2 separate regions of the Homo sapiens genome follow, and region 2 is linked to region 1. Evidence: chromatin contacts called from ENCODE Hi-C or POLR2A ChIA-PET data. All regions are on one chromosome and are shown on one strand. The core of a region is the stretch at or near the end of the contact, and the rest is flanking DNA. Distances in the headings are between cores, read along the strand shown.

What was found. Hi-C counts contacts between places; a loop is a spot of excess contacts on that map. ChIA-PET counts read pairs that join two places held with the same protein, here RNA polymerase II (POLR2A). Pooled maps may share reads with other maps.
Region 2: a pooled map shows a loop between it and region 1 (1.9-fold over the local background). The contact joins two enhancer-like sites. A Hi-C loop is called at or near these places in 6 of 37 single-sample maps with no recorded cell type and 4 of 50 pooled maps. POLR2A ChIA-PET finds 5 or more read pairs at or near these places in 8 of 52 experiments (BJ, OCI-LY7, Panc1 and 5 more).

Annotation. Positions count from the first base shown.
Region 1 is chr16:3,635,568-3,640,460 of GRCh38, reverse strand. It overlaps a transcript of DNASE1 not described here. Among named protein-coding and RNA genes, the nearest start is that of DNASE1, 17 kb to the left of the region's middle. RefSeq lists an enhancer at 2,802-2,851. Within about 2 kb of position 2,765, at least 9 of the 41 ENCODE cell types and tissues checked have a DNase peak (open chromatin) inside an H3K27ac peak, as active enhancers do; they include OCI-LY7, where a contact is called at or near this core.
Region 2 is chr16:3,859,040-3,863,932 of GRCh38, reverse strand. The region is part of intron 1 of CREBBP (CREB binding lysine acetyltransferase); the gene reads left to right. Among named protein-coding and RNA genes, the nearest start is that of CREBBP, 19 kb to the left of the region's middle. RefSeq lists a silencer at 3,862-4,046. Within about 2 kb of position 1,954, at least 8 of the 41 ENCODE cell types and tissues checked have a DNase peak (open chromatin) inside an H3K27ac peak, as active enhancers do; they include OCI-LY7, where a contact is called at or near this core.

The sequences.
Region 1 (4,893 bases), core at 1,516-4,015:
AATTACAGCCAGGAGGCGGGTTCCAGGCTGCAGCGCAGGCAGGGAAACTCAGCCGGAACCTGCAGTCTTTCTGAGTTGGGAAGACAGAGTTCAGAGCTCAGGGAGGCCAAGGCTGCTGCTATTTGCAGGGCAGAGTCCTGGGGAGGAGGCAGCTGCAGAGGCAGAGCCAGGATCTGCAGAGGGTCTCCTGGAGTCTTTAGCTGAAAACAGATCTGTGCCTGGGTGAGAAAAACTATATGAGAAGGCCCAGGAAAGACTCCTGAGGAAGTAGCAAACAAAACAATCCCCAGAGTTCACACAGGGAATATTTTGTGTTCCCACAAGCCACCGTGGAGAGATCTCCTAATTCGTGGGGTATTGGGTAGACTCCGCAGAAGGCCATCACCCTTAGTAATAGAGCTAAGTCAACTGCAGACTAAAGCAGCACTGGACCCACTGAAAAGTTCAGAAGTCTCTAAAGGATCGCTGCTTCCAAGGGACTTAACTGCATTCCAGACCCAAACCCAACATTATTCAAAGGAATTCAACAAAATTCACCAGCCAATAATTTATTTCATTTTTTGCAGAGACAGGGTCTCACTATGTTGCCCAGGCTGGTCTTGAACTCCTGAGCTCAAATGATCCACCTGCCTCAGCCTCCCAAAGTGCTGGGATTACAGGCATGAGCCACCACACCGGGCCTGGCCAACAATTTGAAATTCACAATATTCAGCATCCAATTTAAAAAATAACCGGGCCTATCAGTCAGGGTCCCACCAGGGGACAGAAACCACATGGTAGCTTAAACAAGGGAAGTTTAGCATAAGAATTATTAACTATTTACAGGGAGTTGACTAAGAGGGAACAAAAGAGAAATCCACAGAACATCCTAGAGTAAAGGGAGGTAACTAAGGGAAGGATTCAGACCTAGGAGAGGGTGTGATCAAAAGCACGCACTAGATGATGACGTCGACTGGGCTGTCCCAGGACAGAACTGAGGGCCAAGAACCACGTGCGAGGACGCTAACACAGTGAGCTGGAAGGCTGCTTGAGGAGTGCTGGAAAGCCGGGGGGTTGGTGTGGGGGTGCTGTTGAACTCACCAGAAAGCTGCCAGGCGGCTAGCTGGGGTGCTATGGGACCTGCCTGAAAGCTGCCTGAGCACCCTATATGTCCCACATACCAGCTCATGTCACAGACAGCTGTAAGCAAAGCACAAAGAACCAAGAAATGCCCTTTCCTCTCAACGCTTTCCACTGACAAAGACCAGCATGGGGCAAGGGAGAAATGTTCCAGTATCACAAGTGGCAATGAAGGGTGGATTTAGAGTTGAGACGCAATAAACTGATAACTGCTATAACAGACATGCAAGAAAGAGAGGAAAATATGACCTATAACCATACACAGTCAATAGAAACTGACCTAGAAACGACAGAGATAAAGGAACTAGCAGACAAGGACAATAGTTCGGCATATATTTAAGAAGGTAAAGGGAAACATGAGCATGATGAGAACACGGAAGATATAGAAAGATCCAAATGGAACTTCCAGAGACAGTAAAAACAAAACCTGAAATGAAAAGATGCACTGGATGGGATTAACACCAAATAAACACTGAAAGAGAAAAGATCCATGAATTTGAAGACATAGCAATTGAAACTACTCAAATAAGGCAGAGAGAAAAAATTATTGGACACTATCAAGCTGTCTAATGTGCACATAATTGGAAGTCCTAGAAGAAAAACAAAGAGGAGACAGAAATATTTGAAGAAATAAGCAAAATTTCCCAAATATGATGAAAACTGTCAATTCACACATCCAAGAAAGTCAATAAAACCCAAACAGAGGCCGGGCGTGGTGGCTCACGCCTGTAATCCCAGCACTTTGGGAGGCCGAGGCAGGCGGATCACGAGGTCAGGAGAACAAGACCATCCTGGCTAACACGGTGAAACACCGTCTCTACTAAAAAATACAAAAAATTAGCTGAGTGTGGTGGCGGGCGCCTGTAGTCCCAGCTACTCGGGAGGCTGAGGCAGGAGAATGGCGTGAACCCTGGAGGCGGAGCTTGCAGTGAGCCAAGATTGCGCCACTGTACTCCAGCCTGGGCAATGGAGCGAGACTCCGCCTCAAAAAAAAGAAAAACCCAAACAAAATAAACCTGAAGAAGACTGCACCAAGACACATCATAATCAAGTTGTAGAAAACCAGTGTTAAATTAAAAAGTCTTAAAAGCAGTTAAGCTAAAAAGCATATTATGTACTGATAAATATAGGTAAGAATGACATGATACTTCTGCTGTAAGCGGAAAGACAAAGAAGTAACATCTTTAAAGTACTGGGAAAAACACACACACACACACACACACACACACACACACACTCACAAAAACTGGTCAACTGGAATTATTTTTATCTACCAAAAATATCATTAAAAAATGAAGGCAAAGGACTTTCATTCTTCAGTGAGGCATGTCAGGAGCTTAGAAGTTGTCACTACCATCCTTACAAGAAACAACACTGAACTGGCAAACAACCCCTTTTAGCTGCATCAGAGAACTGAAGTTACAGGGCAAATGACTGCCCCCGACACAGGAGACATGTCAACAGGGTGAACTGGAGCTTACCTGAGCAGGAGCCCAGGAGTGGAAACGAGGGTAGGAAAATTTACACAGCAATTCATGAACTGCTGGAGACTCAATGTGGACTTTACCTCCATGAGCCCTACCAGACTCTCACAGTCAAGATCAGAGAAAGATCCTCTCATACTTCTGGCGGGGGAGGGGGAAAGCAGCCATGTGGACTATGTCTAGAGCTTCCTGTTCTTAACAAGGCCTGTCCTCAAAGGAAACTATTTTACAAGAGCCTAACTTAATTAGGTTTTATAAGATCCTCATCAGCCTAAGGGAAAGGTTGACCCAACTTAAGCACCCCTAAGCCTTCCACAGGCAGGAAAGAAAGGGCCTAACTCCAGCCCCCTCTCCCTTCCTGTTTCACCTAAGGAGGCAAAAACCCCAAACTGAGAAGTGCTGGTAAAAGTCACAGGCCAGGGGCACAGGCTCACAAAAAGACTGAGACCTAGTCACAGGACTTAGGACACTTCCCCTCCTTCCCACCACATAAATAGGGCTCCTATATAATAACAAGAGAATAGAACGGAAAAACCTGCATATCTCAGACTTTATTTAAGAAGTCTCTACGGAAACCCAAGGAAGGAAAAACAGACCCAGGAGGAAATTTTAGTTCTGACACCTATAGTTACAGCAAACAGCAGACAGAGCCTAACGCCTAGCCAGATAAACTAAAAAACTCACACCAAAGGCTGATTTTCCTCAGTTACTTCCTTTTCTTTTCTTTTTTTTTTGAGATGGAGTCTCATTCTGTCACCCAGGCAGGAGTGCACTGGCTCAATCTCTACTGACTGCAACCTCTGCCTCCTGGGTTCAAGCGATTCTCCTGCCTCAGCCTCCCAAGTAGCTGGGATTACAGGCGCCTGCCACCATGCCCAGCTAACTTTTGTATTTTTAGTAGAGACAGGCTTTCGCCATGTTGATCAGGCTGGTCTCGAACTCCTGACCTCAAGTGATCAGCCTGCGTTGGCCTCCCGAAGTGCTGGGATTACAGGCATGAGCCACTGTGCCTGGCCTGTTTTTTTTTCTTTTTTTCCCCAGACAGAGTCTCACTCTGTTGCCCAGGCTGGAGTACTGTGGCATGATCTTGGCTCACTGCAACCTGCACCTCCCGGGTTCAAGCAATTCTCGTGCCTCAGCCTCCTGAGTAGCTGGGATTACGGGCGTGTGCCACCATGCCCAGTTAGTTTTTCTATTTTTAGTAGAGACGGGGTCTCTACGTTGCCCAGGCTGGTCTTGAACTCCTGGGCTCAAGCGATCCTCCCCGCTCAGCCTCCCAAAGTGTTGGGATTACAGGCGTGAGCCACCATGCCCGGCCTCCTCAGTTCCTTTTAACAAGTACATCAAGTCCGGTTTTCAACAAAAAAATTACAAGGCATACTACGATTAAAAAGCAGACTTTGAAGAGATATAGCAAGCATCAAACCCAGACTCAGAAATAGCAGAGATGTTAGAATTATCACAGCTAACAACTCTGATTTAAAACAACTATGATTAATATGCTAAGGGCTCTAATGGAAAAAGTAGATGATATGCTAAAACAGATGGGTAATTTCAGCAGAGATAAAGACTCAAAGAATCAAAAGGAAATGCTAGAAACAAAAAAAACTAAGAAAAGTGAAGAATGCCTTTGATGGATTCATCGATTAGATACAGTCAAAGGAAAGAATCAATGAGCTTGAAAAAAAATGTCAGTAGCAACTTCCCAAACTGAAACTCAGAGAGAAAAGAATGAACAAGATGGAACAGAATATCCAAGAACTGTGGGACAATTAGAAAGGCATAAATATGCATAATGGGAATCCAGAAGATGATGACAGGCAGAAATGAGCAGAAAAAGTATCTGAAACAATAATGAACTGAGAATTTTCCAAAACTGATGACAGATGCCAAACACAGTTCTGGGGAGCTCACAGAATACCAGGTAGGATAAATAGCAAAAAACAAAAACAGAACAAAACTACATGTAAGCATACAATAAACTACAGAAAATCAAAGACAAAGAGAAAATCTTGAGAGAAGCCACAGGGAAATAAATTCCTTTCCTATAAAGGAGTAAGGATAAGAATTACATCACACTTCTTTGAGAAATTATTCAAGGGAAAACAGTAGAGGGAATATTTATAGTGTTGTAAGGAAAAAAAAAAAACCCTATTAACCTAAAAATCTGTATCCAGTAAAATTACCCTTCAAAAGAGAAGAGACTTTCTCAGAAGAATAAAAATTAACAGAATCTGTCATCAGTAGACCTGCCTTGCAAAAAATATTAAGAAGTGTTTGAGAAAGAAGG
Region 2 (4,893 bases), core at 705-3,204, 220 kb before region 1:
ACAACCCGTTTTTGCTCCCCTGTCCCAGATGATTGGGCTAACGTGCAGGGGCTGCTGGGTCATTACTGTGTTCTGGTGGCAGCTGGCTGCTATGACAGGCACCTTCCATTCCACCCTTGTCCCCACCCTTCAGGGCTGAGGGAAGCAGCACGCAAACCATGTTGAGGAAACTAACGTTGTCTTGGCTGTCTGGGAATGGCACTTCCCTGTGACTGCTAAGTGCACCAAATAAAAATAGACTTGGCTGCATTTCCAGGACAGTTTAGGGTCCCAGGTGACAAAGAACTTTGAATAAGGACTGTCTAGGGTTTTTTGTTTTTGTTTTTGTTTTGAGACAGAATCTTGCTCTGTCACCCAGGCTGGAGTGCAGTGGCGCGATCTCGGCTCACGGTAGCCTCTGCCTCCCGAGTTCAGCAATTCTCCGGTGTCACCCTCCTAGGTAGCTAGGATTACAGGCACCCACCACCACGCTCAGCTAATTTTTGTATTTTTAGTAGAGATGAGGTTTCACCATGTTGGCCAGACGGGTCTTGATCTCCTGACCTCAGGTGATCTTCCTGCCTGGGCTTCCTAAAATACTGGAATTACAGGCATGAGCTACTGTGCCTGGCCCTGTCTTGCTTGGGTTTTTTAAATGGAAGGTAAATAGTAATCATTCAGCGAAGCAGGATGTTTTTTGATACCTGATACAGAGTACAGCCATCAAGTGCATTTGAGAATGAATAAAAAAGCTAAAATTTTATAATCAATTATGCAAAAGTAGATTTTACCTTTTCCAGGTAGCACTCTTGAATATTGTATTAAGTGCATTTTGATAAATCAGTATTTCCCTTCTGATTCACATTACAGTTTCTAAGGTTCTGTAATTTTTATTGCAGTTAGTTTAACCTGATACCATAGCTTGATTTATTTCCCCTTAATTCAAACTTTGAAGTTCATCATGTTTCCATGTTAAATGAACTTACTAAGCACATTTCCGTGTAAAAGAGTCCCCCTGGATGGACCCTTCTGTGACATGAAGAATATTTGTCCTGTAATTTAGCTTTCAAATAAGAGGCAAACTCTGAGCAGAACTTCAGAGGGAAAGGACACTGAGAAAAGACAGTTCCAAAGAGGCAGGGACGGAAGACAGCAAGGCAGGCAGGCAAAGCTGGCTGCTCTGCCGTGGGGAGCTTCAAGGGAAAAACTTCAAGATGGCAGGAGCCCCTCGGTAGGTACGAATTCGATACAGTGGGAAGGGCGTCACTTTGGTAGGTATGTGGATCTGATACAGTAGGAAGAACCCCACTAGAATGTCGTATATGAAGAATGGACTTCTTGGGGAAGGTCGTTGTTAATGTCCACTTAAATATCGTTCATCATACAAAACACAGCATATGACAGGAAAACAAGAAAACCCAAATTCTAAGCTCTAGTATAAATGTAAGTGCTGTGTTGAGGGTTTTAAGACAATTCGGTTTATTAAACCCAAATTTAATAACCCGAGATTGTGTCACTGCACTCCAGCCTGGGCGACAGAGCAAGCCTGCCTACCGTAGTGAGGCCCTTCCCACCGTATGGAACTTGTACCTACCCTGGGGCTCCTGCCATCTTGGAGCTTTTCCCTTGAAGTTCCCCACAGCAGAGCAGCCATCTCTGCCTGCCTGTCTTGCTGTCTTCTGTCCCTGCCTCTTTGGAGTTGTCAGTGTCCTTTTCCTCTAAACTTCTGCTCAGAGCCTCTTATTTGAAGCCTTTCCTACTTTTGTTCACTGCCTTATTCCACTTGGCTGTAAAATATGACATACGTGTTAATTTAAGTTTGTGGCTTGGTGTCCATTGGCTGTCTTCCTCAATTAGAGTACAGTCCTCTGGGGAGGCCGACTTCTATTCTATCTCAAACCCAGCCGGTCCTGCACCGAGTGAGGGCCCCTGAGCAGTGACTCGCTTCCTTCTCCTGGGGAGGAGAGGGTGGGGGCTGCCGGCCGAGCTCTCTGGCTCTTCAGCAGATCAGTGATTCTGAGGAGGGGCAAGACTTACTCAAGATAAGATCACTGTTCAGAATGAAGTACAACCTCATTGTTCTGTTCTAATTAGGGATTGGTGTGTCTGCATAAAAGAAGCCTGAATTACGGAAGATTTTAGAAGGAGGTTGCTTTAATTATTTCCTAATAGTCATTGTAAAAAAAAAAAAAAAAGTTAGATGTCTTTTGGGAACTTGTTTAAATGCCTAGATAAAAATTACTTACGATGGCATAAATATTAATAAAACAGCTTTTCTCTTTCTTTTTTTTTTTTTTTTTTGGTATAGAGAGTTGTTCCATTATATTTATTTGCATAATCCCCAAGAACTTTCAAAGCAAAGTAACCTTTAATTCTACTAGAATTGCCACAGATCAGCAGGGATGAGTTTATTAGCAAGTCACTACCATTGATAAGTGGCGGCTGTTGAGCGCCTGCTCTGTACCAACCCTGGAGTGCCAGGTTCTTAAAGGCTTTGGCTGGTTCAGCCCTCATAGGTGCCTTGGGAGATGGGATTGGGACAGTGATAGTAATGACTAATATTTTTTGAGTCCTTACTGCATGCCAAGCTCAGTGCTAAATGCTGTATGGTTTAATTCTTTCATCAACGATCCTGCGAAGCAGGTGCTACTGTCCTTTATTTTATTTTATTTATTTATTTTTTTGGGACAGAGTTTTGCCCTTGTTGCCCAGGCTGGAGTGCAATGGCGCGATCTCGGCTCACTGCAACCTCCCAGTGATTCTCCTGCCTCAGCTTCCCGAGTAGCTGGGGTTATAGGCACCTGCCACCACGCCCAGCTAATTTTTTGTAATTTTCAGTATTTTTAGTAGAGACAGGGTTTCACCATGTTGGCTAGGCTGGTTTCGAACTCCTGACCATAGGTGACCCACCTGTCTGCCTCCCAAAGTGCTGGGATTACAGGCATGAGCCACTGCACCCAGCTGTCCTTCCATTTTAGAGCTAAGGAGGGGTACACAGGGAGGCAGTAGCTGTGGTGACAGCTGTGATCTGAACCAGGGCTTGGTTGAGTACTCTTCTCACTACACCAGACTGCACTTCCTGTGTCCGTAGTGTCTAATTAGTAATAGATCAGTAAACACACCGAGAGCGTAGTGTGGCCTCCAGGTCATTTAACAATAATAATAACAACACTGTGAATCCTTCCACCACTCTCTAGATTCCTCATCTCTAGGAGTGAACTTTTCCAGGATGCTTTGCCCTTGCTGGATCAAGTTTTTTGTATGTAGTTTTTTTCCTTCAAATTTTGTTTTAATTAACAAATAAAAATTGTATGTATTTATCATATACAACATGATGTTTTGAAATATCTATACATTGTGGATTGGCTAAATTGAGCCAATTAACATGTGCATTACCTCTTCCTGTGTCCGTTAACTTAGAAATTAAAAATTCTTTTTGGAGCCACAGTGGCACATGCCAGCAGTCTTGGCTACTTGGGAGGCTGAGGCAGGAGGATTGCTTGAGTCCAGGAGTTTAGGAGTTTGAGGCTACAGTGAGCCATGATCACACTTGTGAATGGCCACTGCACTCCAGCCTGGGCAACACAGACCCCATCTCTTAAAAAAAATTCCTTTTGGAAGTTTTTCGAGGGTAGGTAAATAGGTGAATAAAAATGTTTAGCTTTTGAAAGATTTAATAGAAGCATTTGAGTAGTCAGGGCTATAGTACAAGTCTGAGGATGTAGGGAAAAATCAGGTTTCTCCTATACTCCTTTATTCCTATACTCAGTGTCAACAGTCGACACAGAACACCTCTGGGACCAGATTTGTGGAGATGCCCCCAGCCACACACACACACCGAGTAGGCACTCGGTGCTGCAGCAGACGCCAGCTGACAGGCAGATGGTGTCAGATCCCACGGTTGAGGGCTCAGTCCTCAAGACTGCCCCCGCCCCCCACCATTTGCAAGCCCCAAGTTGTTTTACCTGTGCTTCTGACTGGCTATAAATGGGGTTCCCACAAGCCCCTCCTTGGGTTCAATTAATTTACTAGAGCGGTTGACAGAGCTCAAGGAAACATGTTTACTGGTTTTTTATTGTAAAGGATATTATGAAGGATACCACTGAATATCAGGTGATAGGGCAAGGCGTGTGAGAGGGCCATGTAGCCTTTTTGCCCCGTCCAGGTGTGCCACTCTTCAGGAACCTCCATGTGTTCAGCTATCTGGAAGCTCTCTGAACCCTGTACTTGTGAGTTTTTATGGAGGCTTCATTACATAGGCATGATTGATTAAACCATTGGCCGTTGGTGATCAACTTAAGCTTTAGTATCTCTCCCTTCCCTGGAAATTAAGGATGGGCTGAAAGTCCCAGTCCTCTAATCAGTCATGCCTTGGTCTTCCTGGTGACCAGCTCCTGTCCGAAGCTACCTAGGAGCTGCCAGCCATCAGTCAATTCGTGAGCATACGAAAAGACATTACTGGTTGGGTGTGGTGGCTCACACCTATAATCCCAGCAATTTGTGAGGCCGAGGCGGATGGATCACCTGAGGTTGGGAGTTCTAGACCATTCTGGCCAACATGGTGAAACCCCGTCTCTGCTGAAAATACAAAAAATTAGCCGGGTGTGGTGGTATGCGCCTGTAATCCCAGCTACTTGGGAGGCTGAGGCAGAAGAATTGTTTGAATCCGGGAAGTAGAGGCTGCAGTGAGCCAAGATCGTGCCACTGCACTCTAGCCTAGGCGACAGAGCCAAAAAAAAATAAAAATAAAAAAATAAAAAATAAAAATTCTATTTTGGAGATTCCAAGGATTTTAGGAGTTGTATGCCAGGAGACAGGGTGGAAGACCAAATACATAGTCACAGTATTACAAAAGTAATGCAAAAGACAATCTAAAGAAACCATGAAAAAAAAATCTAAAGAAAGGAGACCTTT